Regions from separate parts of the Mus musculus genome. Here regions 1, 2 and 3 are each linked to region 4. Evidence: chromatin loops called from intact Hi-C (ENCODE). Cell type or tissue: left cerebral cortex. All regions are shown on one strand. Region 1 holds the start of Shld2 (shieldin complex subunit 2). Region 2 holds the start of Gm52113 (a long non-coding RNA gene). Region 3 holds the start of Bmpr1a (bone morphogenetic protein receptor, type 1A). Region 4 holds the start of Wapl (WAPL cohesin release factor).

Evidence for each region. A loop is a pair of places that touch in the nucleus more often than their neighbours do. Peaks named below come from ENCODE experiments on the same cell type or tissue, not always from the same donor. Only the 100,000 strongest peaks of a DNase experiment are listed, where the experiment ranks them.
Region 1: a loop joins it to region 4, with 5 times the contacts of the local background. A loop is called at or near these places in 4 of 42 quality-filtered maps.
Region 2: it touches region 4 in a loop (2.1-fold over the local background); 15 of 42 quality-filtered maps call a loop at or near these places.
Region 3: a loop joins it to region 4, with 4 times the contacts of the local background. A loop is called at or near these places in 3 of 42 quality-filtered maps.

Annotation. Positions count from the first base shown.
Region 1 is chr14:34,307,543-34,315,542 of GRCm38, forward strand. It overlaps Shld2 (shieldin complex subunit 2), which reads right to left and starts at 2,975. Exons shown (of 10, transcript NM_001360074.1): 1 at 2,625-2,975; 2 at 1,498-1,552. Glud1 (glutamate dehydrogenase 1) reads left to right here and starts at 3,185. Exons shown (of 13, transcript NM_008133.4): 1 at 3,185-3,800. The coding sequence starts at 3,356. In left cerebral cortex, a CTCF peak has its summit at 3,159 (motif pointing left); DNase peaks (open chromatin) are centred at 3,107, 3,929, 4,316 and 4,896; H3K4me3 peaks cover 4,567 bases; H3K27ac peaks cover 3,205 bases.
Region 2 is chr14:34,612,628-34,620,627 of GRCm38, forward strand. Gm52113 (a long non-coding RNA gene) reads right to left here and starts at 7,725. Exons shown (of 3, transcript XR_003951117.1): 1 at 7,490-7,725; 2 at 2,625-2,791; 3 at 1,984-2,521. In left cerebral cortex, a CTCF peak has its summit at 4,369 (motif pointing right); DNase peaks (open chromatin) are centred at 2,729 and 4,388.
Region 3 is chr14:34,497,293-34,505,292 of GRCm38, forward strand. Bmpr1a (bone morphogenetic protein receptor, type 1A) reads right to left here and starts at 5,254. Exons shown (of 13, transcript NM_009758.4): 1 at 5,103-5,254. In left cerebral cortex, a CTCF peak has its summit at 4,575; DNase peaks (open chromatin) are centred at 4,279, 4,774, 5,085, 5,549 and 2 more places; H3K4me3 peaks cover 3,315 bases; H3K27ac peaks cover 2,488 bases.
Region 4 is chr14:34,669,927-34,677,926 of GRCm38, forward strand. Wapl (WAPL cohesin release factor) reads left to right here and starts at 4,002. Exons shown (of 19, transcript NM_001004436.4): 1 at 4,002-4,434; 2 at 7,028-7,548. The coding sequence starts at 7,050. 5830448L01Rik (RIKEN cDNA 5830448L01 gene) reads right to left here and starts at 4,742. Exons shown (of 1, transcript NR_165636.1): 1 at 3,045-4,742. In left cerebral cortex, no CTCF peak of the experiment used is centred here; DNase peaks (open chromatin) are centred at 3,906, 4,475 and 4,732; H3K4me3 peaks cover 2,808 bases; H3K27ac peaks cover 1,370 bases.

The sequences.
Region 1 (8,000 bases), 360 kb before region 4:
GTCTCCTTTTGAAATGGAAATTACTATGCATAATTAAATTGTAATTTGGATATTATTTGTCTACTTTACACAGCAGTCAGATGTAAAATTAAGTAGAGCAAATATATGCTTTTTGGATAAGAAAAGATAACAATTTTGGAGTCAAATATGAAGTTTGACTCTTCGCCCACTTATTAGATAGGGGAACATCCAACAATGTGCCCCCAAGCCTCAGGCTGTCCTTGTAAGTAAGGAGTCACAGTACCTCCTTCTGGAAGAAAGGAAAACTCCATCTGTGTTCTAAACAGGGGTTAAAGAGGCGGGCCTGGAGAAGTTCACTCTTTCTCTTGGGGGATGTGAGAGAGTTGGGGGGAGGGTTCCTCACTATATAACCCAGGCTCCAATCCAAATCAGAGATCACCCTGACTCTGCCAAAGAGCATGGGCATGTGCTAACATGCCTGCTCACTCTAATTTTTAAAACCTACCAAGATTTTGTGTAACTTGCACGTAATGTTAAAACATTAGATTGTTAGATTTTGTGTAACTTGCATGTAATGTTAAAACATTAGATTGTTAGATTTTGTGTAACTTGCATGTAATGTTAAAACATTAGATTGTTAGATTTTGTGTAACTTGCATGTAATGTTATATTTTGTGTAACTTGCATGTAATGTTAAAACATTACTAAAATGTTTTAATAAAAAACTATATTCTCAGGTTCTCAGAGTTCTAAGTTTGTTTGCTTCCTCCCTTCCTCCCCTTAAGACAGTGTCCTTCTGGCTATTGAGTTCATTATGTGACATGAATGTTGTGGCCTAAATTCATGGCAATCCTCCTGCTTCAGCCTGATTCCTCCTGTGCTGAGATTACAGACAGCACCATAGACCTTATCTATTTTTAACATACTAACACACAAGAGATATGAATTTTTTTTAAATAAAATAACTTCTACAGTTATATTTCTTTATATTTCTTCTCCCTTCGAAAAATGTCTTCAATTTAGGTAACTAAAGCATAGAAAAAGTAATATTAAACTTATTTCTTGTTTTTTGTTTGTTTGTTTGTTTTTTCGAGACAGGGTTTCTCTGTGTAGCCCTGGCTGTCCTGGAACTCACTTTGTAGACCAGGCTGGCCTCGAACTCAGAAATCCGCCTGCCTCTGCCTCCCAAGTGCTGGGATGAAAGGTGTGAGCCACCACGCCCAGCTATTAAACATTTTTTAAGGCTATGACTATCAGTAAAGAAAATTGATATGGTAGTTTAACAGGCAATCCCACTGAGCTACACAGTGAGCTACAGACACGCCTGGCTATAATGTGAGACTCTTGTTTCAAAACAACAATATATCAAAAGATATGCTTCCATGTGCTCACAGACACTAGTCAGGCTAATGCTTAAACCTCAGGATTTGGGAGTCTTATTCTTTTGAAACTTTAGGTTCTAGGTAGAATGTTTTGTTTTGTGTAATATAAAATCATAGAGTGATAATATTATCAAGTGAAAAGGAAATTTGGTACCTTAATCTTTTCACATCAAGCCAAAATCATGCTGCAGGCCGGAGAATCTTTTTTGCTAAAAAAACACAATACAAATATAATTAATGGTTATCATTTATTGTTTATTACAAATATAACTATATTTTATTATATCAACCACTGTTTATATTGATGTAATTAATATTAATACATAATAAATACAGTTAACGGTTATCACTCAGCAAATAAGATAAGATATAAGTCACTGGGAAGGAAAGCTCAATATTGCTTTAGAGTTCGCTGAGATAAATGAATGCAACTTAACTGGTCTAGGTTGTCACTTCACGTGTACAAAACATTTTAAGAACTAAGAATTTCTCTTTCATGCTTAGTAGATGAATAAAGTCATGTAAGAGATGAATAGTGTCACAAAGTCCAAGGGTTTACAAAATCGCCAAGGCACTCTGGGGTGATTTTACTAGTAATGTGGCACGTGATAGGTAGCTTGACTTAAAGGATGTTAGTGTGTGTGTGTGTGTGTGTTCAACTGGATTTTCTTGTAGCTTTGTTTGAGAAAAATGAGTATCTCATGTTGCCCAGGCTGGAATCAAACTCTATCCTCCTGCCCCCACCTCTCAGGTTCTGGGGTTCCCAGAGTGTAGCACTCAAGCCTGGCTACCATTGTGAAAATTATAACTTAGTAATCAGATCCTAGACCATTTAAATAATATGTGTATGTATATATATATGTATATATATGTGTGTATATATATGTGTGTGTGTATATACACACACACACACACACAGGATGTCACATTCCTTTAATCTAAGCACTCAGGCACTCAGACAAGGCCAGCCTGATCCATAAAGTGAGTCGCAGAAATTAAATATATATACTGAGACATTATATTTCTAGTTTACTTTAGGACGTGATTCCAAAAGAGGGGCACACACTCAGTCAATGGTGGAGTTACAACTATGTGCGGGTGTGCTGACTCAAGCCTGTAATCCTAGCACTCAGGGGAGTGGGCTGGGGGAGCAGAAGCAGGCAAGTTCCCATGAGTTCTGGGCAAGCCTGGGCTACAGGGGCCCTGACTTTTCAAAAAAAAAAAAAGGTAAAATAAAGTGGCACGCGAAAGAGTCAACAATGCTTTGCATAACTGTTTTACCTCAAAATCGCTGAAGTTGCCTACAACAAATTAAAACCTTGTGCAAAGTAAAGGCCTGTGGGGTCAGGGCCTCCCTCCTGTCCTGAGGCTTCTTGCTTTCCCGGTTCCTCAACAGTCGGATTCGGGATGAGTCGGGATTTGCCCCGCGCCTCTTCGGCTTCGGCGCGGCGTCACTCTCCGGCCGGCCGCGCAGCGGATCCGCACACCGTTCCGGCCCAAGGCGGAAAGGAGGGGCCTGGTGACTCATGCGGCCGGGGCTGCTGGCCAGCCAGCGAGGCCTCCCTGCAGTCCGCTTCCACCTCCCAGGCCGCCGCGCGTGCACACGGGACCGACCTTCCGGGCCGCGGCCGCGTCCGACCGCTCTCAGGAGCCCAGGCCTCCGGGCCGCAGCCCGCGCGCGTCCACGCTAGCCCCGCCCCCGCCCGCGAGCATGCGCACCAAGCCCATCTGCAAAGGCGCGCCCCCCGCCGCCGCAGCCGCACGCGCCGCCGCCTGGAGGCCGGGCAAGGCCGCGGCGGAGGCGAGGCCCAGCGCCCTGGGCGGCGCGCGGCCGCCGAAGTCCGTCCTCCCGGTGGGGCGACAAGCGGCGCAGGGGAGGGGACAGCCAGACAAGCAGGAAGCCGCGGCTTAAAAGGGCAGCTCGCGCCCAGCCCTTCCTCCCCGCGGTCCAGGCCTGCGAGCTCCGGTCTTTACAGCTCCCGCCGCACTCGCCTCAGCCCGCCGCCGCCGCCATGTACCGCCGTCTGGGCGAAGCGCTGCTGCTGTCCCGCGCCGGGCCCGCTGCCCTGGGCTCTGCGGCTGCAGACTCAGCCGCGCTGCTGGGCTGGGCCCGCGGACAGCCCTCCGCCGCCCCGCAACCCGGGCTCACGCCGGTCGCCCGGCGCCACTACAGCGAAGCGGCCGCCGACCGCGAAGACGACCCCAACTTCTTCAAGATGGTGGAGGGCTTCTTCGACCGCGGCGCCAGCATCGTAGAGGACAAGCTGGTGGAAGACCTGAAGACCCGGGAGAGCGAGGAGCAGAAGCGGAACCGGGTGCGCGGCATCCTGAGGATCATCAAGCCCTGCAACCATGTGTTGAGCCTCTCCTTCCCCATCCGGCGCGACGACGGCTCCTGGGAGGTCATCGAAGGCTACCGGGCCCAGCACAGCCAGCACCGCACGCCCTGCAAGGGAGGTGAGCGCCCTCCGGCCCCTTTCTGTCCTCCCTCCCCTCCAGACTCCCGTAGCCCGGGCCGCTACTCGGCCCAGCCCAGTTCTGCAGGCCGTGCCCCGCTTCGGGCTCCCCCGCCTCGGGTGTGGCAGCCTTAGAGGATACTGATTTTTTTTTTCCGCCCTAAAACTACCACGTAATATGCCAGCCTTTTTACTGGGCAAGTCTTCACCCCAAGCCTCTGCTTGTGTTGATGCTGACTTCACTGAGGACACTGTACAGCTTTTCTTTAGCCTCGGTGCCTGTCATGTCATAGACCGTGAACCCTTAACGCCAGCAGCCGACGATACAAGAACAGAGAAAAATTATCTTCTTTTTGGAGTTGGAATCTTGAAAGTTTGATTAACCAGCGCAGCTTACTAATCTTCTAAATTATTATAATTTTACACTGATGGCTTTTTGTGTTGTGCCTCTTTTCTCCCCTTGGAAAATGTAAAATATCGAGCAGAGTAAGGTCTCTGACAAACAGGGCGACCTGACATTAAATCTAAAGGGTGTAGACTACAGAACTGCCTGCCAGCCAATAGAATGAAATAGCCCTGGGGGTGTGTTCTTGTCCTGGCTAGTACCAGAATTGAGCCTAGGCAAAAGGTAGAGTCCTTAGGGAGTTGAATCAGTTAGATTTGGTAGTTACCAGGGTATCCTGTGGTTTAAACTTTTGGGATGTGTGTAGATTGGCTTACAGCCTTTTTTTAGGGAAGAAAAATACGTTTTTCATTTTCTCTCCACTACAGTACACAATCATACAGCGTTAAAGGTGCTTTAAAAAAAAAAAAGACTATTAAAAGAAAAACCACCTTTTTTCTGTTGCTTAAACTTAATGTATTGAGTAGGAGTCTTGATGGAGGTTGAATTGGCAAGTGAGCAGAGGTTAGACTAGAACAGTGATTCATTTCATTGCAACTTCATAACTGTAATTTTGCTACTGTTAGGAGTAGTTATGTAAATATCTAATAGGCAGGATATTTGATATGCAACCCCTTCAGGGGTTACGGGGGACCCACAGGTTGAGAATTGCAGGACTAGACCTTTGTCTGCCTCGGTTCTGTCCAGTAGTCTTTTTACTACCAGCTGACTAAAAACTATAGAAATGTTTCTGCACTGGAAAAACTGGGGCTGTGATGGTGTTCCCAGTGGTGGAACAAAGGTTGTGGCAAAAGGTTTAATGATTTACCAAATTCGCATTGAGTCTACCCAAGTCTAGGATCTCCCTTTGGAGCCTAATTGTCCCTTAGCCCTGTAGTTCCCTCTGCTAGAAGCCATTGGAACCACTTTGACCTCTGATTTCCCATGCAGCTCAAAATTATATAAAAGGGGTAGTCATTCTCCTACACCTCACCTTCCTCTTTCTTCCTTCCCTCCCTCCCTCCCTCCCTCCCTCCCTCCCTCCCTCCCTCCCTCCTTCCCCCACAAGCCGGGAACTCAAATTCTACCCCCCTCCAGAACAAACAAGGATGTCTGTCGAGCCAGAGGCATTGTATTGCAAATGCTAAACTGTCCTTGTCTTTACAGAGGGTGTGCATCCTGTGATTTGGTGGGTTTTTTCTGTCTTGTTAGTCATTAAAGCAATTTGAGTTTGCCGTAGTTTTATTATTTTAAGTGCTCTTGTCACAGAAGTTTTAATAGCAAAATATTGAGCCTAGCAACAAATATCATCAGCCTTACCAGATCACAGTAACCAAAGCACTTGCTCAAAGTGGAGTGAACAGAGCAGAAATAGAGAAACCCGTTTGTAGTTAGTTAACAGTAACAGCATTGCATGATGATACAGCAAGATAAAGTAACGTTCTACAAAGTAAACCATTACATTTATTTAACATCACACTGCCTCTTCGCCCCCTGTCCCATGCCTAAGTGAATTGTCTTCTCATAGTGTTTTGGGAATTTTGTTCTTGATCCTCCTGCCTCATCGGCTCTCCCAGTGTTTATTACGAGAGACCTCATCTGTTCCTTGACATCCCTTTCCCAGCCTTGAGCCCTCTCTATCTAACCTTTCCTCCACAGCGACCTTACACCTGAGTTTCCTAAAATAAAGCCCTCGAGGCTGAACCAGGTCTGGTGACTTGCTGCAATCCTAGCTCTGAGAGCTGAGCCACTCAGTTAGACCCTATCTCAAAAAACAGGAATAAATCCTGTACTGAATCAATACAATAGTCTAATCTATAGTGAAAAGAGATAGTTTAAAGTAAAGACCACCTGGAAGTGCTGGTGAGTACTTTATTTCAAGTAAATATTTAATAAAACTTGGTTTTGTGATTTTTTTTTTCCTAAGTCATATTTAACTGAGGCTACTAGATTTGCCTCTGGTAAGGATTTACAGAGGACCAGAGACTTAGATAAGAGCTGGAACTCAAAGCCTGGATTCTGTCAGTAGCCCGGTATGGCCATATGCGTACCTGATTTTCTGTAACACAGGAAAATCTGAAATTCAGTGCCAGCCTGGACTACATAGATAAGATCCTGTCTCAAAAAAAAACAAAAAACAAAAAATCTATTTTTGTAGCAAAGATGGATACTGTAATAAACAATTGATTTGACAAGATTTGTTCAAAGGTTCTGACATGTTTTCAAACACAGCAGAGATTGTTCCCGGTGGACATGATATTCTGGGTACATCATCTGTCATCCAGTTGTTTGCTAGGGTAAATCTGTGTTTGTGGTGGGTGCCTTCCCTCACCTCTCCATTTGTATGTGTCTCTCCTGAAGCATCTGTTCTGAAGAGAACAACTTTCTCAACAGATTGTTCTGCTACCAGTTTTAGTGTAAAGTTCTTAGAATTCAGTGTAGGGAGGGGCTGGAGAGAGCACTGTGGTTAGGGCATAGGCTGCTCTTGTGGATTTGATTCCTAGCACCCAGTGGTGATGCAGAGCCATCCAGAACTCCAGGGCCAGTGGAGCTGTGCCTGCTCTGCCCTCCTCAGGCATCGTGCACGGATGTATATTCATACAGGCAAAGCATTCAGACACATACGGTGAAAAGTTAAAAAGGTTCAGAAGGGAGCTGGGCGTGGTGGCGCATGCCTTTAGTCCCAGCACTCGGGAGGCAGAGGCAGGCGGATTTCTGAGTTTGAGGACAGCCAGGGCTACACAGAGAAACCCTGTCTCGAAAACCAAAAAAAAAAAAAAAAAAGGGTTTAGCGATCAACTGACTATAGGAGCCACTTTCTTTGTTTTCTATCTTGCCCCTCAGTGTCTTCATCTCATATTTAGTTAAAGTTTTCCCGTTAGTGGTTCTTTCTCCTGTGTTAGAACTTCCTCAAATCATTAGATGAGTATCTTGTGTAACTGTGTTTTGCTGCTACGAAATGCAATACAAAAGTTAACTTGTTTTATAAGCCATATAATTCATAGATCCTTTAGCACTCAGCTGTGAAGTAGTGTTTGTAATACATTTTAGTTAAATGCAGAATTGTTTGTCTTTATACAGACATGTCATTTCGTAAAAGCCATGTGTCCCCAGTCCTTATGTGCAAACAAATGAAGAGCTCTGAAACCTGCCACAGTGTATACTACATATTTCCCTTCTCCCATTCTGTAAGCATTGACACTTAACTAGTAGTTATGGGTGTCTCAGCACACCGTGTAGAATCTGCAAGTCATAATCGGAAACTAAGCACCAGTGCACATAACTTCAGAAAAGTGGGTAATGATTAATAGGCCCATGAAAGAACTGAACAGGTGAGATTTTTGGCTTAAGACCAGAAGAAATTGAATTTACCACTGTAATCATTTAAATTCTGAGAAAATCAGATTTTATCCACTAATGTTGCAGATGTTAAGAACAGAAGGAGAAAGAACTCTTAGTTTAATGTTCTGCTAGTCTTTAGAGATTTTCAGGCCAGCCAGGACTACACAGTGATCCTGGGTCCTCAAAAAGACAAAAGATGAAATGATAATGAGAGGTTCAGAAAGCTAGCTGCATGGTAAGCTCATCTTTGTGCCTGGGGGATGGTATGCCCCTCCTTGGGGAAAGAAACTTCCCTAGTTGAATCCTTAGTTATATGTAAGGTATTTAAGTTCTATAAGGCATGATAGCATATTACTGAACCAGAGGAGGGACTGTAGAAACCACCAGTTTATATCCGAGTCAGACCCAGTCCTTGTAACTAATTTCTGAAAAAGGTTGATCTTGTGAGATTGTTGAGCTTTTATTTAACCTGTGAGA
Region 2 (8,000 bases), 57 kb before region 4:
GTGAAAATACCCATAGAAAAGAGGCCAACACTTCCTAGCTATTCATAAAGACTTCTTCAATCCAAACAATGCATCATTTACATTGATAGAATTTCTATTGTCACATAAGCAGGGCATTTGCTTTCATTTATGGTATTTTATTTTGTCATGCACTTTTTGTTACTGAACTAACAAATACTCATTTGATAAGAGTTCAGAAGTATAGACAGGTATAGATCAGCGAGTAAACCCACCAGTTGTGTATGGTCCTGGGAGGCTAGTTAATATTTTTCCAGGAAAGCAGCGCCATCCTGCCATTGACCAGCTTCACTTCTCAGTGTGCAATGATTATTTCTCTATGTCTATTCTCTTAGGTCTTAGTATTTATTGCTGATGGCTATAAAATGTCTTACCCTGTGAGAGCAGCATATTTTATTTAGCTAATCTCCTAGTATTTTTTAAAATTCCATTATAAATTGACTTACAAATAAATAATTTCAAGCAGCCACTGTTACCTCATTAAAATGCATATTAAATAAGGCACTATACATAAAAATTGCAAATTTTATATATTTTTAGGGGCATGCTGGAAAAAAAAAGAGAGAGAGAGGAAAAAAAGTGTTTTGTGACTACAAAGTAATCAAATGTGCCATAACAAAAAACCCTAAGTAGAAAGTCTACATGTGGGCTGGAGAGATGGCTCAGCGGTTAAGAGCACTGACTGCTCTTCTAGAGGTCCTGAGTTCAGTTCCCAGCAACCACATAGTGGCTCACAACCATCTGTAATAGGATCCGATACCCTCTTCTGATGTGTCTAAAGACAGTGACAGTGTACTTCCATAAACTTAAAAAGAAGTGCTATATTTGATGTGAAGAATAAGACCCCACTTTCTATAAGGAGTGAAGAGGCAGATCATTTTACAAAGTCTGGTGCAGTCTCAGACCAATGCCAGCGTGCTGAGGAGCGCAGAAAACAGTTCTTAGAACCCAGTGCGCAGGCTCCTCCCTTCTTTTCTACATGTGCCAAACACTAAAGTGGTGCAGGCTTTAATGTCATCTGCCACTTACAGTTGTTTATTTCTCAGTCAAGACTATGCGTGAGTTTATCTCTTCTACAGTCTGCTTATTTTCAAGCCTTTCAGTGCCTGGGATGTGTTAAGCCCTCTGTGACAAATGTTCTACTCTGTGTGGCTGTGAACAGTGTTCTACTCTGACCTAGTTTGTGTAAGGGGAGGGGTTGGGGGGGGCAGCGAGTCTAGCGGGCACTAGCAAGGGTCCAGGGATTGCCATTCATCTGCAACAGGTCTTAAGACACTTTTGTCTGGAAGAGGGAGGATATACAAGTTTCATGCAAATTTTATGGTAATAGACCAAAGGAAATCATAAACCAAGACACTGTTAGATGCCTCCATGGGGAAAGCAGGTGACCAGGGACCCAGTAGAAAAACCTCAGATATAGACACCAGAAGTAATTTAACAGTGAGTGACACTGTTAGCTTCAGGTAGATAGAAACTAGCGATCGAGTAAGTCAACACTTCTTAAAAGGCTTCACATGACTGCCTCAAAGATGTAAAGATGTTAGACAAAGATGGATAATGAATGTTTACTAAGGGCACTGAAGTAGTCCAAGAAATTTGGCTCTGCAACATTCCAACTCTCCAAATCACAAAGTTCTAATCAGTTAATTGGTATTGCAAAATCTTTAATATAGATGTGATTTTCCCCCCTCTTCTGAGAGTATCAGTTCCCAGACTGTAATTTACTTATTTGCTCAACAAGTTGGATTTAGGAGCAATGTTGTTTCGTTTGTTTTTGGTCCCCTATCTGAGGTAATTTCACACGTGTTCGTAACTCCTAATAGGAGTCGTACAAAAGCCCAAAGACCCATAGTTTTGGATATGTCTTTTTTTTGGGGGGGGGGAGGCGTCTTTAATATGCTGGTATTTCTAAATTTCTTGAAACAAGGTCTTTCTACGTGTCACAGGGCCTCAAACCCCAGGAGTCCTGCCTTCGGATTATAGGCATGCACCAGGAGGCCTAGCGCATTTCTGAAATTCTGTGAGAGAGCAACAATGAAGGCAGGTGCAGGTGGTGTAGTCAACCTACATTTTATAAAGTCTTTTAATTCTTGGGGCATCTTTCCGGCTGAATAACAAAGCGCTGCGCTCCCAGCCCCTCAGGCGCAGGGTCTAGGAATATCCCGGACCAAGGAGTACAACTCCGAAAGTAGCAGCGTTCCCTCTGCGCAGAGGTAGAAGGGGGTGGGGGGAATCCGGGTGATCTCCTCTTGGGGACACCACCACCGGGTGGGGGTCATGCGATAGAAGAGGCAGAGCCCGGCTCAGCTTTCTATAGACTGAAGCAACTCTAAGCGGAACCCCAAAACCCTGTCCACTGGACCGGGTCTCCCAGACTCCTATGGCCACCCGCTGAGCAAGCCTGGGACACAGTATTATTACCCAGGAGAAAAGAGAAAGGTTCGCCAGCGTTGGTGGGGGAGATGATGGTCATTCTTTGGTGTTGGCCTCCATCAGCTAGCGCCTGGGAAAGAGGGGGAGGGGAGGTACTGAAACAGTGTTGCAAAGCGGTGGGAACGTGAACCTCCTGTTTGCTCCTGTTTCGGTGGGGGCAGGAACTTGTTTACCTCCGGCAGTGCAGGCACTTCCGCATCGCCCCGAGGACAGTCCCACACGGACTAGTAGTTTGGTAGGGCAGCCAGCATCTTCACCTGCTGAGTCACCTCACTAGCCCTCCTCTCCAAGGACTTCTGCTATCAGCTCCGCCTTCTATACAAAGTGAAGGATACTGAGTCTGGAATAGGGAACAGGAGAAGCAATGCTTTGTGACTCGTGAATGGAACTAGGCTTCACAAGCTAGTCATCACTCAGGGACCAAAGCAGAGACAGACTCTGAGAAGACAGGAGGGGAGATCTGCCTAGTGCTGTTCTGTGGGTGGTTAATTATTCTGAGACTACCTGGGAGGTCCCTTAGTTTTTTTTTTTTTAATATGTATGAACACCTTGATTGATGATTGAGGTGGGAGGGTCCAGCCAATTATATAAGAAAATTGAGCAAGCCACAAAAAAACAAGCCAGTGAGCATTTCTCTGCGACACCCTGCATTCCTCAGCTAAGTCAACACAGGAGTGCAGAAACAAAGAATTCCTTTGAGGATTTGGGGCGTAGGGAAGTATTTACCTGGTGTACTGAGGCTCCCTTCCCTGGCCACACAGGTCCCACCCAGCCTTGGGTTGCCCTTGGGAACATCATGTGCCAACTTTACACGCAGGGGGCCCATCTGCTTCAGGGTCTGAGTGGTGGATCCTGGAGAGTTCCACCCACAGGAACATCCTACCTACAGAGGCTCCTCAGTCCACCCAGAGAGGACCACCACGGCTCTGAAAAGTGAAGTGTGGATAGGCTGGCTACCCAGGCTGCAGAGATGGGAAAGGCCGCACCTCTGTTTTCACAGAGGTGAAGCCTCCCTACCCACCACCCACATGTTGGTTGAACTCTGACACCCCCCCCCCCCATACCATGACACACGTGCAGGGCGGGCACACACACACACACACACACACACACACGGGATAAAATAAGAATGAAATATGGGGAGGATCAAGTGACAGGTAAGAAAGGGACATAAGAACACAAAGAGAAGCAGTCTCTCGGAGGGACAGTGTGCTAATGGCTGTGCCTACTGTCCACAAGCCCAACTTCAGAAGCAAACTTGCAGATTCAAGGAGAGGGGTCTACCAGCTTCTAGTAAAAAGGCTTCAAAAAACCTGTTCACAGATAATAACTGTGCTTTTCTGTGCCGCTGACTCCTGTTGGGCTCTGTCTAGGTGTTTTCAGTGTCCCTCCCTGGTCCAAGTTGGAGTTTGCCTCCATAGTCACAAGTAAGGGTCTACCACAGGAGTGGAGACTCCTGAGTTCCTTCAAAAGTAGATTCCATGCCTGCTATCTGAAGAGGTCTTCCCAACATCTCAAATGTTCCATTTCCAGGAGACCTTTCTTCTCTGTTGTATCTACCGCCTCAGTTGCAGGCATGCATGACCACACCTGGTTTTATGCAGTGCTAGGGCTCAGCCCCAGGATTTTGTGAATACTAGGCAAAGGCTTTGAGTTACATTCCCCATCCCAGAGACTGAGTTTGGCTGACTAGAAACAGGAAAATGGAGGCCTTGCCAGGGGGAAGACGCTAGGGACCCTTTCAAGGGCCGCTCATTATACCTCCAAAGTCCAAAGGCACAGAACACATCTCTCTGCCACTTGTGTTCTTGTTGGCCTTGGCTGAGGAGGGTGTGTATGGGGGGGCAGCTCTCCAGGTGAACCCTGCTTTTTGGAAAGGGACTGCATAAGTAGCCTCAGTACACCCAGCCTGCCACTGGGTGGCACTGCCGCATCTCAGGACAGGGGGCGCTAAAGGGATTCGTTAGGTAGAGGGCTCCACTCCTCTCTCTAGTGCTGTGCCAGCTGCTTCCAAGCTATAGTTACAGACGGCTTCTGTATGTGACAAACATAATCAAAGAAAAAGAGGCTATCAATTTAGCGCAGGGCGGCTGGGTGAGAAAGGGAGGGGGATGTGATGTAATTCTATTTCAATTGAAACGTTTTAAAAACAAAAAAGTTTAAAAATAAAGTAAATATTTTGAAACAAAAAAAAAAAACTGTAAAAACACAAAGAAATAGTTCCTGCCCTCCAGGAGCCCACAGTGGAACAAATGCTTAGATAACAAATTACTTGCTCCAATAATAGACATAATTACTTGCTTCGGCAGAAGAGCAAGGAATAACAGGCTCCATCGGAAGGACCCAGGGGAGGAGGCCAGCAGCTGATTCAGCAGTAGCCCATTCTAGGACAGGACATCTCTGGTGGTACCTCCTGCCCAGAGCACTTGGAGCCGGGGTGTGCTTCTGGGAAGGTTTTCAGTTTTCAGATTTCCTAGGAGTGGGGACTCTGGTAGCTGAGGGCTGGTGGCGTCTGTCAGCTGGCCCAGGTGTATAAAGTGGGCCACTCTGTGTAGGTGCTCTGTCACATCCCGGTGAGGTGCTGTTTGCTGGTTTTACAGCACTTAACCTAAGCTCCTGGTGTTAGGACAACTAGAACATTCTGAATAACATTAGTTGTTCCAATTAGCCCCTCTTGCCACCGGGAAAGGCAGACAAGGGGACCCCTATCCTTTTGCTGTGCCTTTCTGGGGTTAGACCTCATGTCCCAAGTTTCCAGCTTGTATTTGACCTTGTCTCAGGAGCTCTCAAGGCTCAATGACTATGTCTGTGAAAAGGGTCCTTCCTGGTGGGCTGGAGGAGGTGGGGATAGTGTGGGATGAGGGGTTCTCCTCTGCTAACTTCAGCCAGGAAGGAAGGAGCCATGGCAAGCCAGAAGTCAGTCATTCTCCACAGTGTCTGTAAAATGGGAGGGCTCAGGTTTGCAGTAGAGACAGTTAATACCCAGTAGATACATCGTTACTAAATACTTACAGGTAAGACAAAGTCGATTAGTTTCCATAGTGGCATATGCATCTATCTAATGTATCTATCTATGGCTAACATCCTGGCGCCTGACTTAGGACTGTTGCAAGTTTGAGGCCACCCTGGTCTGCACAGCAGTACTGGGCCAGTCGGAACCATATAACTGGATTCTATCTCTAAATCAATCAATCAATAATTTTGTAAAATCCGTGTTTTTTTACATACTCTCTTTAGAACTTAACTCGAATGGGGTTGCAGTTCATATTCAAATGTTTTAACTAAATTCATTTTGGCAAATCAAAACCCAAAGTGGAGATGGACTGGCTAAGCTTTTGGGTTTTGTTGGTTTGTTGAAGACTGGGTCTCAGACATCTATGCTGAACCTGTAGCGATTTTCCTCCAAGGCTGAGGTTTGAGACTGGCTTCTCCAAGCAGCTTAGCATGGTAGGTGAGGGCTGTCGGAGGGTGGGTGGGTGAGGTGGAAGGGGGTAGGGGTGGGGTTGGACACTACTGTTTCCCTATGTCCAGCCTCCAAGTTACCTTTGCTCACCCCAGTTAGGGAGCACAGGTCACTCTTCATTTAGTGTATTCCATGGCCACACAATTGCCGTGGTACAGGGAAGCTTTTGTTTCCTTATTTCAAGGTGAAACCGCAGGAAACACGATGACAAGGGGAGAGGGAAGGTGGAATTTACAGGAGACAAAGCGCTTTCCCCTCTAGCCTGGCTTTGGGCTCTGTTCGATTCTAAACAATTAGTTTTGAAGAAGAAAATGTCTATTTAGTCAAGCCTGGTGGCACGTGCTTGCAGTCTCTGCACCTGGGAGGCAGAGGCAGCTGATTTCCACGGGGCCCAGCCTGCACAGAGAATTCCAGGGCAGCCAAGGCTACTGGATAGGGAGACCTTGTCTTTGAAACAATGAAGGGGAGGGATTAAAGAGGGATGTCGCAATCAGATCAAGGCACGCCCTTGACACAAGCCTTTGGGTACAGCCCTGTGCAGGCAGGTTATATGTAATTAGCCTCCAAGTTAATACGGAGCTATTGGCTCAAACCAGATGGTGTACTTCTGCGTTCTGCGCTGATACCTGAATGTGGAGCAAGGAGATTGGCGTGTGTGTGTGTGTGTGTGTGTGTGTGTGTGTGTGTGTGTGTGTGTGTGAGAGAGAGAGAGAGAGAGAGAGAGAGAGAGAGACTGCAGTCAAGTCAGGAAGTTCTCCTACAGCAGCTCTGTCTACCGTGGAACAGTTGAGCCAAGCCTCAGTTTCTAAGCTTCAAACAAGCTTTCCTTTTAACTTTTATGCTAATAAGTCACTTTCTTTCCCGGTGGGAACAGCACTGCTATAAGATCTCCCAGGAGGAAAAGTAATTGATATTTTTAATGACAAAAAAAATGAGTTTAACTGCTATTTCCAATAAGATGGATATAAAACATGATTGAAAAGCTGCTGAAATGGATTGGTGGATTAAAACATTTGTTATACAAACTGGTGATCTGGGTCTGATTCCCAGAATCACAGTAGTAGTGGTAATAGTAGTAGTAGTAGTAGTAGTAGTAGTAGTAATGAATAATGTGGCTCCTGCATGTGATCCCAGTACTCGAACAGGCAGGGACAGGAGACCTGACCAGCTATGTCACAGACAGTGCAGCTACAGAAATAAGAGACGCTGCTTCAAAAATAAGGCAGTGGTAAAGAACTGAGTCTCAAAATGTCTGACCTCGCATATATATCAAAAGATGGCCTAGTCGGCCATCACTGGAAAGAGAGGCCCATTGGACTTGCAAACTTTATATGCCCCAGTACAGGGGAATACCAGGGCCAAAAAGGGGGAGTGGGTGGGCAGGGGAGTGGGGGTGGGTGGATATGGGGGACTTTTGGTATAGCATTGGAAATGTAAATGAGTTAAATACCTAATAAAAAATGGAAAAAAAAATGTCTGACCTCCATAAATGTGCAGTGGCACACAAACACACACACCTACATACACACACACACACACACACATACACACACACATTGATTGCAGATAACATACCAAGTATTAGATGAGTTTTCTTCAGGAAATTAAAGATTTGAGCCTCATAGAACATGGTGAGAAGAGCCTAGCTCACCTCTGGAATCCCACGCCATTCGAGAAGCAGAGGTAGGAGGACTGTGATGGCTATTCCTTGTCAGCTTGACGATATCTGGAATGAACTACAGGCAAGAATTCAGGAGGGTTCAGCTGGGCAGTGGAGGCACACACCTTTAATCCCAGCACTTGGGAGGCAGAGGCAGGTGGATTGCTGAGTTTGAGGCCAGCCTGGTCTACAGACGATGAGTTCCAGGACAGCCAGGGCTACACAGAGAAACCCTGTCTTTGTGTAGAAAAATAACAAAAAAACCCCAACAACAACAACAACAAAAAGAATTGGAGGGCACACCTGTGATCCAGATCTTGAGGCTGGAAGACACAAGTTTCTGACCTGGATCTTGACATGGAGATCTTGAGGCACAGTGGCCATGAAAAGCTTGGGCCCAGGCAAGGTAGTACATGCCTTTAATCC
Region 3 (8,000 bases), 170 kb before region 4:
CTTAGGCTAACAACAAAATAGTAGGAAGTAAATGCCTAAGGAAATGCAGACTGAGCCAGAGAAAGGCAGTCTTGGATGATTTAGATTTTGTACTGTAAGCTAATAAGCCAAAGAAAAACATTTAACAAGGACAAATGATGAGTAAAACGATTTCAGTAATCTGTAAGTACTTTTTCTTCACCAAGAGAACATCACTGGTCATAAGCTCTTTCTTACTTGGAAACACTGCCAAGGCTAAATGAGCGGCTTTTCTGGCAAAAGTCAGAAACCCAGCAATGCCACATCAGGACCCAAAGCATAATCAGCAATATCAGCAACTAACTGCTCTGCACTGAAGTCATGGAAGTTTTCTTCCTTCCTTTTTTTTTGTTTTTTTGTTTTGTCTTGTTTTGTTTTTACTACATTGAGCAGCAGTGCACTACACTCATGGGGGTAAAAGGACAACTCGTAGGGGTAGGTTCTGTCCCTCCGGCATGTGGATCCCTTCCTAGAACTCAGGTTTACATCAAGATGAGCCCTCTTCCTTTCCTTTCTTTCTCTGCAATGGGAAAATGACCTGAGAGTTCACATGTTCTCTTTGACTTTTGAGACAAGAAACCAACAGATTCCAACAGGTTCTTGTGATATCCAAGACTGCAGCGCTACACTGCAATAGAAACAAACAGTGCCAGACATTTTCACCAAATGGGAAACTCAAAGTCTTACTGCTTTTTGGATAATTTTTTATAGTTCTCAAATTATCCATACTAGATATATTGCTCTCATAATTGTAAAAAAAATGTTTTAAACTGCTGAACACATCACAAACATCCTTACTCTACAAATCACATTCTAGAACAGATGTGTGGTAGACAAGCCAGGTTTCCTTGTTATCTACTAATGTAAGATCCCTGCAACGTCCCCTATGTAGATCTTAACTAACTACAGTTAGACAACTGCTTGCTGTCAACCTCTTTACTCAGGCCTTAAGCTGCTATTGCTTGTGATCTTTGCTAAATATATCAGTAGAACCTGGGAAGAAGTCCATAGTATAACCATGAGATTGCTCCAAAATTATTTTGTATTTCTTCAGATTCTAAAAGAATTACCCTTAGAAGGCTAAGAACCAAATGGATTTTGCCTTCTCTCTCCAGAGCTATCTTTAGGAAAACTACCATTGGCCCAACCCACGTGGTTCTAGAAGGACCACTACAGGTGGTGCTGAAAAGATCTTGAGAGAGAAGTGGGTAAGGAAGTGGATAAGGAAGGCCCAGACACTCCACGCATAATCATCTCTGTAGGAAACAGATTTATGCAACTAGAAAAGGTTTCCTTTCTCCTGAAAGTAGGCAGGCCCAGGTAAGCTCATAGTTAGTTACCAGTGACCCTCTTCTGCCAGAAAATGTACTGACAAAAAAACAAAACAAACAAGCAAACAAAAAAACCCACCAAAATGACAGAATCCAATTACACCACTAGATTCAGTCACACTCATTTCTAGGTTTCTTTTTAATATGGTGGGGATAGGGCTTTTCTTCCCTTAATGTACATTGGGCTTGTCAAACTGCAAGAAAGTCACTTTTGAGAACTACCCAATCAATCTTGCTGTCAAAATACACAATCTATATGATAATCACTCCAGATTGTCTTCCTCCAGCCCAAATCTCTATGAATTCCAGATCCATACAGAAAAATTTCCCAAAAGAGCCTCCTTTTTTTTTTCTCCCTATGATCTTTGGTATTGAAGACTGAACCCAAGGGCTTCATATCTATACAAGTGTGCACTCTACCACTGACTGCAGCCCGGGCCCAGAAACCTCTATGTGGTTGTTTAAGGGCTGTTTTAAACTCCTAAGATAAAAAACAAAAACAAGAAACAAAAAACAAAAACAAAACACTACTTGGGGCTAGTGAGGTGGCCCGGGGATAAAGGTGCGAGCCACCAAGCCTGCCCAGTGGCGTTCAATACCCAGACCCCACGTGGTAGAGAGAACTGATTCCTATGAAATCTCCTGTAACCTCCACACATGTGCCCACAAAGGCACACAATCAATCAAGAAAAAAAATATATACACTATTTTTTTCCACAAACCCCCTTCCTCCACACACACACACACACACACACACATATACATACATACATACACAGATACACACACACACATATATGTATACACACATATATGTGTATGTATATATGTATGTATGTATCTATGTATGTATGTATATGCCAGCCATTCAAGGACAACAATCCCAGTTCAAACTGCTCCTGAAAAGAGAGCAAGAAGGAAAGCTACTCTATGATTCTGTGACAATTATAATTCCCTGTACTAACACAAACTAAGACTTGTATCAGAGTTGGCAGGAATACAAAGAAAGTCAGGGTATCAGGAAAGAAAGCAGCATGTATAGCTGTTGCCTACAGACTGGATGGGAAGGCCTGGGGAAAGAGTTAGGCTTGCTCCATTAGCAGGGACAGAGCACCGTAAGCCAGCCAGGGCTAGGGAAGAGCTCATCTAAGCTCCATTGCCAGGCACAGTGTTTTACATAAAGCACCAGAAAGACTCAAGTTCAGAGACGAATCAGGATTTGAGAAATAATCAGACAGAAAAATCTGAACAGTAATTCATGGGCGGGCCAGCCACACAGCTCAGCAGGTCAAGGTGCCTGCCACCAACCAAGCCTGAGGACCGGAACTTGAACCCAGGACCCACATGGTAGAAGGAAAGGCTCACTCCTGCAAGCATACACACAGAAATGAATGTAACAATTCATGGGACTAAGAAACATTTTTTTTTTTAAGTGATGGGAAAAGTGAGACCTGGAAATCGTTAAGAGAAAGGAGGAAGAACAGAGGTAGAAAGAAGGCAAAGGGGAATAAGGTCGCCATGGCACTGACGCCCCCTTTTCACCCACTTCATTCTTCTCCCTAACAAATGTCAGAATGCAAAGTAACATGTTCAGAGAAGTCTTCCTAGATTCTCTAAGCAGCACCAGCACCAGGTCAGGTCTCCACTGTAAGCCTGTATAATACCCTACACTTTAATTATCATCACAATTACACTTAATTATATAGAACTCATCCTTCCACATGTCTCCCCCACTAGACTTTAAGCTCCACGGGTCCAGGGACAATATGTGTGGTTGCCCCCCACCCTTAGTGTGTCAGAATACAGCACATATCCCTCCAATGAAACACTGATGAAAACATGGCAAGGTTCTGTTTTAAGGGTGAGAAGTCCAGTGTTTAGATGGGACTAAGCTACAGCTCCTTTGTGAATGTGAAATCCTGTCAACAAGGAGTTAAGTCGATGGATGGTCACCAGAGTCGGAGCAGGAAAAATAAGTCCACTCCTGGCAGCCTCCACAGGACGGGTTATGGATGACTGCACTCTAATCTTACTTCAATTTTGCTCTATTTTGCAATTTCTCTTTAGTGACTATTTATTACTTTTGTAAGAAAAAACTTCAAAATGTTAATATGATTTGAAAAGAAAATATAACAGCCTGAGAGAAGAGCAAAATTATAGAAAAGTTTTTGTAAACTATAAGATCCTAAGTACATGTGTACTTTTAAAAATCCAATACCAGCCTGGTCTACAGCCACTTGAAGGCCAGCCTGAGCTATGTATTGAAACTCTGTATCAACACAACAGGAACAACAACAACAAAAACAACAAGACAACAGAGAGGATAATTCATGCCCCAATCGGTAAGAAAAGGAAATGAATCAAAATGTTAACTAGTAAGTGGGAGGAGGTCCTCTAGAAGGAAAATAGAATGGAGAAGAAATCCAAACCAAAGATCAACCAGTGAACTCTTCACTCTTAAAAGGGTAGGGAGAAGGAAAGAAAGTTAAAAAGGTCTCCCCCTAGATTTGGGGGGGGGGGGGCGGCGGCGAGGATATAAAACAGAGTACAGGTTTAATTAAAAACCCATTCCAATTTTAAATCTGTTTTCCATAAACTCTGGGTTCCCAAGAAGTGTTCATAGTTTAGTTCTGACACTAAAAAAAAAACAAAAAAACAAAAACTAAGATAGTTTTGTTCAACATCTTTTAGTTCGAGAACAATGATAAGCATTAAATTACCTTTTATTTTATCTCGAAGTTTAATTTCCCCTCACGAGCAAACACAAGTCGGTTTACAACTGAAGCAACACAGGAGTTCGTGAATAACTAGACAACGCTCCTAGGTCTTTGCACAATTTTGCTTTAGTAAGAAGGCCATACTCTTGAATACGACGTCCCTGGGTTCAATCCCGGCTCACTTATCTAAGTTATTTAAACCTCTGCGTCTCGGTTTCCTCTTCTAAAGCAACAAAGAATACAATAACCAGGGTTATCTTAAGAAGTAAATGGCGTGACACCGGTGCTAAGTTCGTATCATGTAGTCAGAACGGTTTGTAAGCTGTTTAAAAGAGAAAGCCTGCAGCTCTTTAACCAAATGAAAAAGATCCACACCACGACTTACAAGTCACAAAAACGCCAGGCACGACTAACACACGGCGTTATTATTTTTCTTCCCTGCCGCGTTGGAGGTTTGGGATTTTTGGTTTTGGTTTTTTTTTTTTAATTTTTAATTTTCCTTTTCTTTGCCAGATCTTTCCGCTAGGAGTCTGAAACGGGGGTTGGGGGGATGTAACGCAACCCAGCACAAAGTTTTACGAAATCGAAGTGCAGAATCACAACAGACATGGCAGCGGAGGCCGCGCAGAACAACAGGTGAACCAACTCGCAGGGACGGAGGGGGAAACCCGGCGCCTTCCCGCAGCCAAGTTGGCGGGCGGGCCGAGCACTTCGCCCGGCCTCCGTCCCCGCACTGAACACGCTTCGTTCTCGTTCTCTAGCAGGGTCCCGAGACCCAGTCCCCGCAGCAGCCGCCGCGCAGCTCCGGAGCGGGAGCAGAGCACCGTTCCCATTTAAGGCTTCCAGAAGCGTCCCCGGAGTGGTGCGAAGGCGAACAAAAGGGCAAGCGCGGGCGGGCCGGGCCGCGGGGCCGGGGGGTCTCTCCCGCAGGCCCCGCGGAGGCGCGTCGCGGCCTCCCCTGCGCCGCCACCGTCGCCCCCAAACTTCGCCGGCCTCCCGCGGCGCACCCGCACTCCGTCGCCACCCGCCAACTCACCGGGATCCCGAGAAACTCATCCTCCGGCGCTCGGCGCGGGCGGGCACGGACAGCCGCGGGGCGGCGGGGCCCGGCTCGGCCTCCGCCCTCGGCGTGCAGCGGCCCGGGCCCGGTCGCCCCTCGCGCGGCCGTACAGTCGTCGTCTCGCGCGGGGCCGACGCGCGGGAGCTCGAGCCTCCCTCCCCGCCCTTCCCTCCTCCCTCCGCCCTCCTCCTCCTCCTCCTCCGCGCGGCGGGCAAGCAGATTCCAATCTCTGCCGCCTCAGCCGCGGAGGACGCTCGCTCGTTCGCGGGGCGGGGGAGGGGCAGCGGGGGAGGGGGGAGGGGCGGCTCGGGCGAGCAAGAGGCGCCGGCGCGCGCGCACTGGGAAGGGCCCGCCAGCTCTGCGCGCACCCGCGCCGGGGCGCCGGCCCCGCCCCGGACACGAACCGAGCCGAGAGCTCGGCGGAAGCGCCCGAAGGGCCCGTGGAGTTCGGCGCCCCTCTGCCGGGAAGGAGGCCCGGCCGCCGGCACGGGGGCGCCAGGTTTGCCGAGGGGAGGGGGTCGCCCCTCAGCGCACGCCGCCGCCGCCACCGCACGCGTGACGGAGGGGCCCACTGGGGCAAAGCTGCGTGAAGTGGACGATGCGGGCACACTCCTTCTAGAGCCGGAGCTCGGGCTCCACGGGAGAAGCGGCCCGGTGGCTCCGAGGGCACCGAGGCTCCCGGTGCGGGATCGGTTGCCCGTCTCGTAGTTGTGGTTGCAAAGAAAGATGTAAGGCACACTGCATTCATTACTCACCCCCTCCCTTCCCCGTCCCCCGGTGCTCTCTGGTTCTGGCCCGCCGGGAGGAACGTGGAGGTGCACGCGTTCTCCGGATCACGTAGCGAAAGCCTGGTTTCGGCCCGGGGGCCCCGCCGCTGGGGTGGCTTGTGATCCGCGGGCCTGCGAATTCCTCGGGCGTAAGATAAGGAGCGGCGAGAGCCGGCTGAACTGAAGTCAGCGGACTATAAATACGACTCTCAATCCACCTTTGGCTCAGCCGAGTGACCTCGGATACCCTCCCGAGGCTCTTTCCATCCTTTTAGAAAAATGCAAAGAACTGTCACTACCTCTTTTCTCCCTTTCCCCTCTCATTCGCCATGCAAAATGCCCTTAAAAGTATTCAGTGGCCTGTGGATGAAGAAGGAAAAGATAATCCCTTTTTAAACCAGTCGTTAAATATATAACCTCTTCCGTTTAAGTATTTCAACAAATATTTCGTATTCGTTCTGTTAATTCACTTTTCTGAGAAAACTATAAATCTCTTGGGAAATTGTTTAAAATAGACAGAAGAAAGAGTGAAGGAAGAAACTGTGCCAGGCACTTCATACTTGTGTATTTACACACATTCTGGCCTGGAGGGAAAAAGCAAAACAAAACTTAGATCCCACGGTATTCCCTCATATTCAGCTGAAAATATGTACAGTCCCTTATATTCTAGTTTTAACTAACTGTCCTTCGTGCCCCCTTTCTCCTCCGTCAGCTTTTGCCTTTAGGGCCATCAGTGCCTCCATTGTCTTTTGTTACATTTGAGTCACATTCTCTCGTCTTTTTTCTGAGCTGTCTGGGTCTTGAGTCATTGCAATATTCTCACTGCACTGAAGGAATAGTGTGATATCAGAGAGGTTTCTTGCATCCACTAAAAATGGTGACTTTTCTTTCCGGATATTTCTATATACCACCCCTCTTGAATTTGAAAAGAAAGAGCAGACCTTTTGTTCTAAGAGATTTGAACTCGTTGGCCAAAGGCCTTATGCCTATCCATGTGTTATGACAGAGAAGACCATGGCAAGTGAACCAAATGGTGTGACTTCTGCATCCTAATTTGATTTGCGGGCTAGAATCAGTCTGTGAAATAGACAAGAATCTCAGGTTGGAGCTTTAGTGTACCAAGACTGGAATACACACACTGGTGTTGCCTGATTTGAGTTACATGCTACTGAAATAAGAGCAAAGTGGGCACGGAGCTTTATTAAGTCATAGCTTTCTTCTCCACAAAAAAAAGATCCTTTTCAAGTGTTTGGGACTGTAGCTTGGCTTTCTCACGTTCTCCTTAAATCAACTCACCTAGTACCCAGACTTAACTCCTTAGCACATCACAGTCCACAGCCAAGTGAACTGGGCCAGGACATGGTTTGCTTTTGGGTTCCTGGCATGTATCAGCATGCCAGCCTGTTTCTCCGGTTTGCCTGCCCACTAAATGAACAGAGCCAGAAGCCCAAGGAGACATCTGGACACGTATGGTCTGGCCCCCAAAGTCAAAGGCAACACTTCAAGGTCCAATTTAACATTCTGTAATGCCGTAGAATTCCTTTAAGTAGGTTAATAGAAGGGACTAGAAATGAGCCTTTTCCTCTGGGCAGTCAGTTTTATCCCAGGTTCTAAAACTGGCATTTGTTGCCTAAGCAAACCAGGAAGCATTCCTACCTGATACTGATAGCTCCCAGCTCCTCCACAACACTTTTTTTTTTTTTTTTTTTTTGGTTTTTTGAGACAAGGTTTCTCTGTGTAGCTCTGGCTGTCCTGGAACTCACTTTGTAGACCAGGCTGGCCTCGAACTCAGAAATCCGCCTGCCTCTGCCTCCCGAGTGCTGGGATTAAAGGCGTGCGCCACAATGCGCCGGCTACCTTTGTTTTATTTTTTTGAAACTGGGTTTCTCTGTGTAGCCCTGGCTGTCTAGGAACTTGCTCTGTAGACCAAGCTGGCCTCTGCCTCCCAAGTGCTGGAACTGAAGGCCTTTGCTGTCAACCAGGCTTCAGAACACTTTCTAATCACCTATTCTATATTAATACTCCAGGCGCTCGTTTTCTTTATGTTGCTTTTTATTATCCGAATTTATTTAGTTTATGAACAGAACCCCTCCACCCTTTAGGGTTT
Region 4 (8,000 bases):
GATTGGAGGGACTATGGTAGTTTTAAATAGGCTACTTAGGGTCGGGGCCACAAGCTCATTGGAGGAGGAGCACTGCTTAGCATCTGTTGGACCTTGAGTGAGTCCCCCTAGCCCCTTTCAGATTCATTGGACATCTAATGGAAATGAATGGAAAGGCCTGGTATGAGACAAGCCACATGCGGGGGTGGGAGTAGGAGCTTCTGTGAATAGTGGGTGTGTGTGCAGAGTGGAAAGAGGAGGAGCTACGTGTCGACAGGTAAGGGCAGGGGCTAGCACACATCCTGGAGTCCTCTGCAATTCGAGCTCTACAAGATGCAAATGTGCACTTTATAATTTTTTCCCACATCCCAGAGCAAAGGAAAAAAAATGGTGCTCATGTGGTCACTTCTTTTTTTCAGTGTACTGAACTAGACTCTGGGGGGTGGGGGTGGGGTCTCGTCTTCCCTAGGCAGCACACAGAAGGGAAGCCTGTAGCATCAAAGGATACAAACTGGGCTGAGACCCAGGATTCTTGTTTGTTACTTAACTATGACCTTGGGGGGAAACCCCTAGATATCTGAGCTAGGAGAAGAGCATTAGATGAAGGAAATGCTTAGTCTTTTTGATCAGGTGAGCACCACATGTCATCTGGGTGAGGACTGCAGAGGAGAAAAGAGCTGTTTCTGAGTCAAACGTTATCAGAGTATGGCTGCACACACCTATAATTAAAGAATTTGGGAGTGGAGACAGAAGGGGCAAGAGTCCAAGGCTGTATTGAGCCCTGTGTGGTTCTGTCTCAAAACCAACCAACCCACTGACCAACTAACCAAAGAAATGGAGAAATATGTCAGGACTCAAGCAACACAATGAAAAGCTTCTGGCCTGTATGGCGTCCATTATCCCATTCTTGTGTGGCACTCAGGATCAGGGCAGGGGAGCATTGGCTTTCCATGGACTGAGGAGGCAAGAGGGTAAGGTTGTGGTACAGTCTTCTGGGTCACAAGAGTCTGAACTCTCCTCAAGATAAGCCCTAGAGTTGGCATAATCTGTCAGTCATGATACAAGGCCCCAGAAGGTAGAGAGCTCCAGCACAGCGCTGCTAGGTAGTCACGTGGCTAACTCACCATTTCACTTCATAAATCATGTACTTCTTTTCCCACTTCCTCACCATGAGGCTGGCTACGATCCTCCTTCTTCAGCTTCCTGACTGCAGGTGCTACAGTCCGTGTATCTATACCTGGTTTCATGTATAACTTCTGCTACATTTAAGAGTATCCATACATGCAGCCGGGCGTGGTGGCGCACACCTGTAATCTCAGCACTTGGGAGGCAGAGGTAGGCAGATTTCTGAGTTCGAGGCCAGCCTGGTCTACAGAGTGAGTACCAGGACAGCAGCCAGGGCTACACAGAGAAACCCTGTCTCCAAAAACCAAAAAAAAAAAAAAAAAAAAAAAAAAAAGAAAAGAAAAAAAAAAAGAATATCCATACCTATCAATAAAGTTGAGATTATTCCTTTGTTAGTTGCAGTGCCAGCCTTCCTATATACCCTTTCCTGCATAATGAGGAGGACAGTCTAGGGCACAAATGAATCCCCTAAAAGCCCTAGCTGCATACTTGATGCATATTAGGTTCTTGACTCTTGTGCTTGTTTATGACAGGCAAGTACTCTATCACCAAGTTATAGGCCAAGCCCAGTTTTCCCTTCCATATCTGAATCCAGACTGGCTTGGGATGCTTAAAGCTCCTACCTTAAACTCAGAAGGACTGGGATTGCTCTTCCCTTTCTCACCCATCCTCGGTGGATTACATGTTGTGGATCTACTATATAAACCAGTGCTTGTCAAACTCTGATGTGTGAACCCATTGCCTGGGGGACTCCCACTAATCTGCAGATGTCTGGGGTTGGGGCGAGGCTGGGAATTATCCCTTCCCAGCAAGGTCAAGGGTTATGCTTAGATACTGACATCGGGTCATTCTTTCAGTAGTAGGAATTTAGACACAACTAAGTTCTATCACTTAAGATAAGGACCCTATAAAGGGTGCCAAAGACTGTTTCTTTAATTAACCTTTCCACTTTTGCTTCACTCAGCTTCAAAACCCACTAAGTGCAGAATACTAGCAGGGCTAGGCCAGAGGATATTTCTCTTGGTTTTGGAACCTCCTCCAGGAAGATCTTGCAACTACCCCTCTCTACCTCTTTTGGCTTTTTGATCTTACCTTTTCCCTCTGATGATAATTACCCTCTAATTAGCACCCACCACCATGTCATCTAAATAATTAACCTAAGTGCAGACTGCACCTCTGCCTGCCATCTTCAAACAAATGATAAAACAATATCCTAAGCTGCTGATTAAAAAGACAAAATTGGCCCAAATAGGTCATATATGTATACCATATATAGTGCAAGACTGGTTCCTTAGCATAAGTTAAGAGGCGATGGCCTGCTGTGAAGTCAGTCAGGCTGATACTGGGGAAACTGCAAATGCAAGAATGTAAGTTATGAACTTAGGATCAAAAGGAAAACAATTCAAGTGTTGAAAATCCACCTTAAATTCCTATTGGGAAGTGCTCATGTTTTTTATTTTTAAGAGGGTGGCAGAAGGGAGTGCCAAGGGCATCTAACCAAGGGCATGCTGGAGAAAAACTCTACTATTAACTTATCCTCTCAGTCAGAAGTTTTTATTTTTCCTTTTTAGCTTTGTTGGAAAAATCCATTGACTACAGTGGAGGGAGCTTGAAATTTGAGGAGTCTTTAAAAGCAAATCTGGCAGAAGAGGTTGTCTTTTCACTAAAAGCAATTAGTAGTTTTCTAATTTCTCAGATGAGTCTCCATTAGCTGCAAGGCCAATGACTGACCACTCACTTCTCCTAAGGGAAACTGTTTTAGAAAGCTATTTTCTCATTGAAGGTTTAAAATAAAACCTCTCCAAGTTTCTCAACCAGGTGATTCACTGACATGAAAAAAAGTCTCTGCAGAAGAAAACTTAAAAATACTCCGTCCATCATTCACTACCTTCTTGTCCGGGACTAGTTAGTTGAAAACCCAAACCAAAACAAACAATCCGTCCCCCCCAAACCAAAACTTTATTATGAACAATTTGAGACATAAATACTGGTATGATAGCATATGTGTACATATCCCACAGCTCCAACATCGAAGGACATCCTCAGTTAATTTATTCCCTTCTTTCCCAGTTTCCAGAGGCTTAGTCTAAAACAAAATAAACGTATTGGATCATTTTACCTATCAACACTTTAGTGTGTGTGTGTGTGTGTGTGTGTGTTTTAAATTTAAAGCCACATTACCGTAAGCACGTTCGATAAGGATGACGATAATTCCTTAGTAACATAAAATACTCGGGGAGCGGGGGTGGGGTGGGGGTGTGGGGTGTCATTGCTAACAGGTAGGGGACAGAACTCCGTAGTGGGGACTGAACAAGAAAGGAGAGAGAGGATGAAGTGGCCGGCTGAAGCGGATCCCGGCTGCGAGGAGACCAGCACCCGACTGCTCCAGGTTTCGCTGCTCGTTTACCTGCGTTGGCTCTCTCGCACCGTCAGACCAGGTCAAAGGCGGCCCCAAGTTCCCCGCCTCCAAGGTCCGGGCGGTGGCCCAGCAGGCTCGGCGCAGCTGCACAAGTCTCTGTCCCTAGACACCGGAGGGTCCCTGGAGGGGAAACGATTGACACAGCTGCCTGCACTGTGCCGCGAGCCTTCCCGCGCTGCACCTGCGTCTCGTCGCGTGGCTAGGAACTGGGACTGGCTCCGGAGTCGGTGAAGTCCAGCAGGCCCTTAGCCAGAACCTATACCGTTCGCCAGCTCCGGAACCGGGCTTTAGACACCAGGACCTTGCGGAAGAGAGAACTACAACTCCCGTCGGGCCACGCGGTCCGACCAATGGTGGTAGCCGGCGCGTGCGGGGCGCGGCGCCTGCGCGGCGGTTTGAGTAAGAGGCCGTACGATTGGCTGCGGAGTCGGGCGGCCGCGCGGGGCCTGTGGGAAGCGGAGTGACGGAGCGAGCGGCTGTTGGAGGAAGGAGGTGGGGGGCCGGGAGCGCAAATGGCGTTGAGATGGTTCAGGGCCCTGTTCAAACTCCAGCGCTGACCATTCACCGGCGGAGGCGGCGGCGCAGAAGGCGGCGGCGGCCCAGCGGGGGCACGTAGCGGGCTCGGCACCGGCGGCGGCCGCCAGGGAGGCCTAGGCCCTGTCCGGCCGGCGCGCCTGAGGTGGGGAGGGAAGTTGCGGGGCCGCCGCTCACCCCCCACCCCCCCTGTCGCCCGAGCTTCCTATTTACCGAAGCGGAGCCGCGGACTGTGACGGCAGCAGAGCCCCTCGCCCCTCTCGGTGGCACCGGTCGGCACTGGTCTCTCGCGCGGGGCTCCCGCGCCCGCCCGCGGGCCGTTGGGAGCCGGAGAGGCGGAGGCGGCCCGAGGCCAAAGCACCCGCCAGGCGCCGAGGGTAAGTGAGGTCTCGGGCGGCTGCCTAGGCCCGGAGTGAGTTGGGGCGGGTGGAGGCGGCAGGGGCGGCGCGAGGCTCGTTGCTCACCTGGCTTCTAAGGAAGTTGGGCACCGGAGGATCGCAAGAAACTCTTTCCCTTCCCACCTCTTAATTTTGCCTTTTGAGTTCTTCTCCGGCTACTTGATTTGACTTCTCTTTTCCAAACCCGGTCCGGTTGATTTGAGTCCCGAATTCTTTTTCCCCGTCGTCTCCTCCGCCTCTAGCCGTCACCGAGAGGCCTTGCTTCGGGGACTCGGTAGCAGAAGCTTCCGGGGCGTCCGAAGCGACATCCCTTTCCTAGGCTGTGGGGGTTGGGAGGAGAAAAGTTGCGTGAGTGTCCAGCCCGAGGGGTGTCTCGGCTCCAGCCTCCGGGCGCACTCGCAGCCTCAGGTGAGGGTTTCTGTTTGCCCATTCCACTCTCCTCTCTTTATTGAAGCCCCCCTAATGCATTACCTTGGGTGTCTTTCCTGGAAGTGGCTAGGTTTCTTTACAGCTTCAGTGTAAGGAGGTTGGTTGGTTGTTTTGTATACCCTTTCCCTAATTTAAATCGCAGTGCACTTCCATCAAAAGTCAGCTGGGCTTTGGGATGAAGCGAAGGCCTCCCAAATCGAAAACAATCAGTTGTGAACCTTCTTTTCCTTTTTAGTTAGGACTGTTGGTGAAATTTGAAGCCAGAACAAGATAGTGTGTCTGAAATGTGCGTAAAACGTCATGCCAAATATATATGCTGAATTTGTACATATGTTAAGCTTAGATAATGCCATCGCAGTAGTCTGCTGACTTTTTAAAATGGACGTTATGGAAAACAGTAAAAGCAATCACGTAACTCTTGTACTCATATCTCCTGGATTCTGTACATAATAACTCAACCATATTTTCTAATCAGTACGCTCCCCATTCCTTAATATTAAAAAAATCACTGATATTTCATCAATATTTAATGATGTTAATACATCAGCGAATATTTCTGAGACGTGATCTTTTAAAAATACAGTTGTCTTATTACTTAGCTCAGTATCATATATTCATTTGCAGATCTTAATCTTGCACAGTGAATGCTTTACTGTTTTTTACGGTGAGTTTTTCAGATGTCATAAAGAAGATCAAGTCTAGATTTTTTTTTTTTTTTGGCTTTAGTCAGCATTTTTAGATGATTGCCATGTATGTGTGCCCAAAACATTCCAACTTTGTTGGAATGTATATATGTGTGTAGGTCTGCGTGTCTGTAGTCAGCTTAAAGAAATGACTTTTCTTGCCTTTGGCAGCTGCCCAATTACACTTGGTTTTGTTTAATAGGCTATACTTAACAAGAAAGACAATGAAGCTTGTTAGTGTTCAGAACTACAAAATGGAAACTCTCTGAGGAAAGCTAAAATTTCTTTTAGCACAGATGTGTACGATGACTAAATTATTATTTTATCTGATCAGAGTTGTTTTCCTTTCAAACATTAGGGTGGTGGTGAGTTGTCTTCTGAATATTTGCTGAACTAAATTGGATAGTGATTCGTTAAGTTATAAGAACTTAATAGAAATACTAAAAGTGTAGCTCAAAAATATTTGAAAATATAAGTTAAATATTATTCTTATTGTAAGTTTCCAAGTAATGAAGATTTTCCAAGCCCTTAAGTAATTGCTTACCTTCCCCCTAGAATTGATAAATTGATATTTAAACTGCAGAAGGCCAAAGTGTTAAGAAATGGATAATGATTGATTGTGCTATAAAAGCACTATACCTTATATTTTTTAAAGTGTTTGATTTTTTTTTTTGACTTTTCTTGTAAAATTTTTTCAGTATATTTTTGGGTAAATCAGGTAAATGAGTTTGTAAATTGAAGAGGAAAATCAAGGCTATATATTTCTATTTTATAATAATAAATCATGTACCTTTGTAAAATGGAGTTCTCCAACTTCAGAAAGATGTTACTCAGCAATGAGATACAGGAAGTAGAAGAATGGTTTCTTGAGTTTAGGGAGATGACCATTGAAGGAGCTTTTTAAAGTCAGTTAAAATCACTTTAGTCTAAGAATCAGAATCTTTAAGCTTGGGTAGAAGCTACAGATTGTACTCTATGAGAAAATAAGTTTTTCTAACCCTTTATGAGGAGCTGTAAAAATGTCAAAGAACTAAGTTTGGCCAACTGACATTGTTTAGATCCTGGAAAACTTAATATATTGTGACTAAAGATTTTGTTTTTGGGTGTTTACACTATTCTGATTAAGTTGTGTATGAAGATATGGAATTTGCATGTTTTAAGTTAGATTTGTAGGTATTGCATTGTGAGTTGGTTAGTAGTAAGCTTTTTTTTTTTAAACATTGTAAGTTTCATATGAATATGTCCTTATTGTAAAAACAAGCCAAAACACCACCAAACCTGATGTATGGAAGTAAAGGATGGAAAACGAACCTCTTCAGCTCACTTATTCAGACTAGTTTCAAAGTTTGTGTGCTGAATGTTGAAAACTATATAAGGAAGTCCTAGGGTCTTATTTTTATAGAGTGCTTAAAACTTGTTAAAAATTTGCTGATTATATTTTCTTAAATTTCTTTTCACAGGGAATATGAAACAGGTGTCAAAATGACATCCAGATTTGGAAAAACTTACAGTAGGAAAGGAGGAAATGGCAGTTCAAAATTTGATGAAGTTTTTTCCAACAAACGGACTACTCTTAGTACAAAATGGGGTGAGACCACATTTATGGCTAAATTAGGGCAGAAGAGGCCCAATTTCAAACCAGATATTCAAGAAATTCCGAAGAAACCTAAAGTAGAAGAAGAAGATACTGGAGATCCCTTTGGTTTTGATAGTGATGATGAGTCTCTACCTGTTTCTTCAAAAAATTTAGCCCAGGGTAAGGGTTCATCTTACTCAGAATCTAGTGAGGCTGCTCAGCTGGAAGAAGTCACTTCTGTATTTGAAGCTAATAGCAAATGTAGTCATGTGGTGGGTGAAGACAGTTTTGCTTCCGACAGATGCTTACTTGTGGAGGATACTTTAATTGGGAAAGAGAAGAGCATAAGTAGAATTCCAGAAGACAACGCAAACAAAAGTAGTTGCACTAAGTTGCTAACTTCAGGTAAGTTTTGATGTTCCTATAAGCCAAGAAGGCCTTTTTAAAGCTACTTTTGTGATAATGAAATTCTAATTTATTACTTGTGTGCATGGAGTGTTTGGAAAAAAAGGGCAACTTTGTATAGTTGTTTCTTTCCATGTTTTTGTGGGTTCTAGAGATAAATGCAGGTTGCTAGGCTTGCGTTGCAAGCACCCCAACTGAGCCATCTCATTAGCACCCTAAAAGAGCCAAGTGCTTGATGGGCATTGTAGTGCTTGCTTTTAATTCCAGCTCTTAGGGGGCAGAGGCAGGTGGATCTACTAGAGTTAGACACCATGTGTGTACTGGGAACTGAACCTGGGTCCTTTGGAAGAGAAGCCAGTGCTCTTAACTGCTATATTATTTCTACAGTCCCCTTGTAAAAGAGCTTAAAACTTTAAAGAGTTGGAGGCCAGCCTGGTCTGCAAAATGAGTCC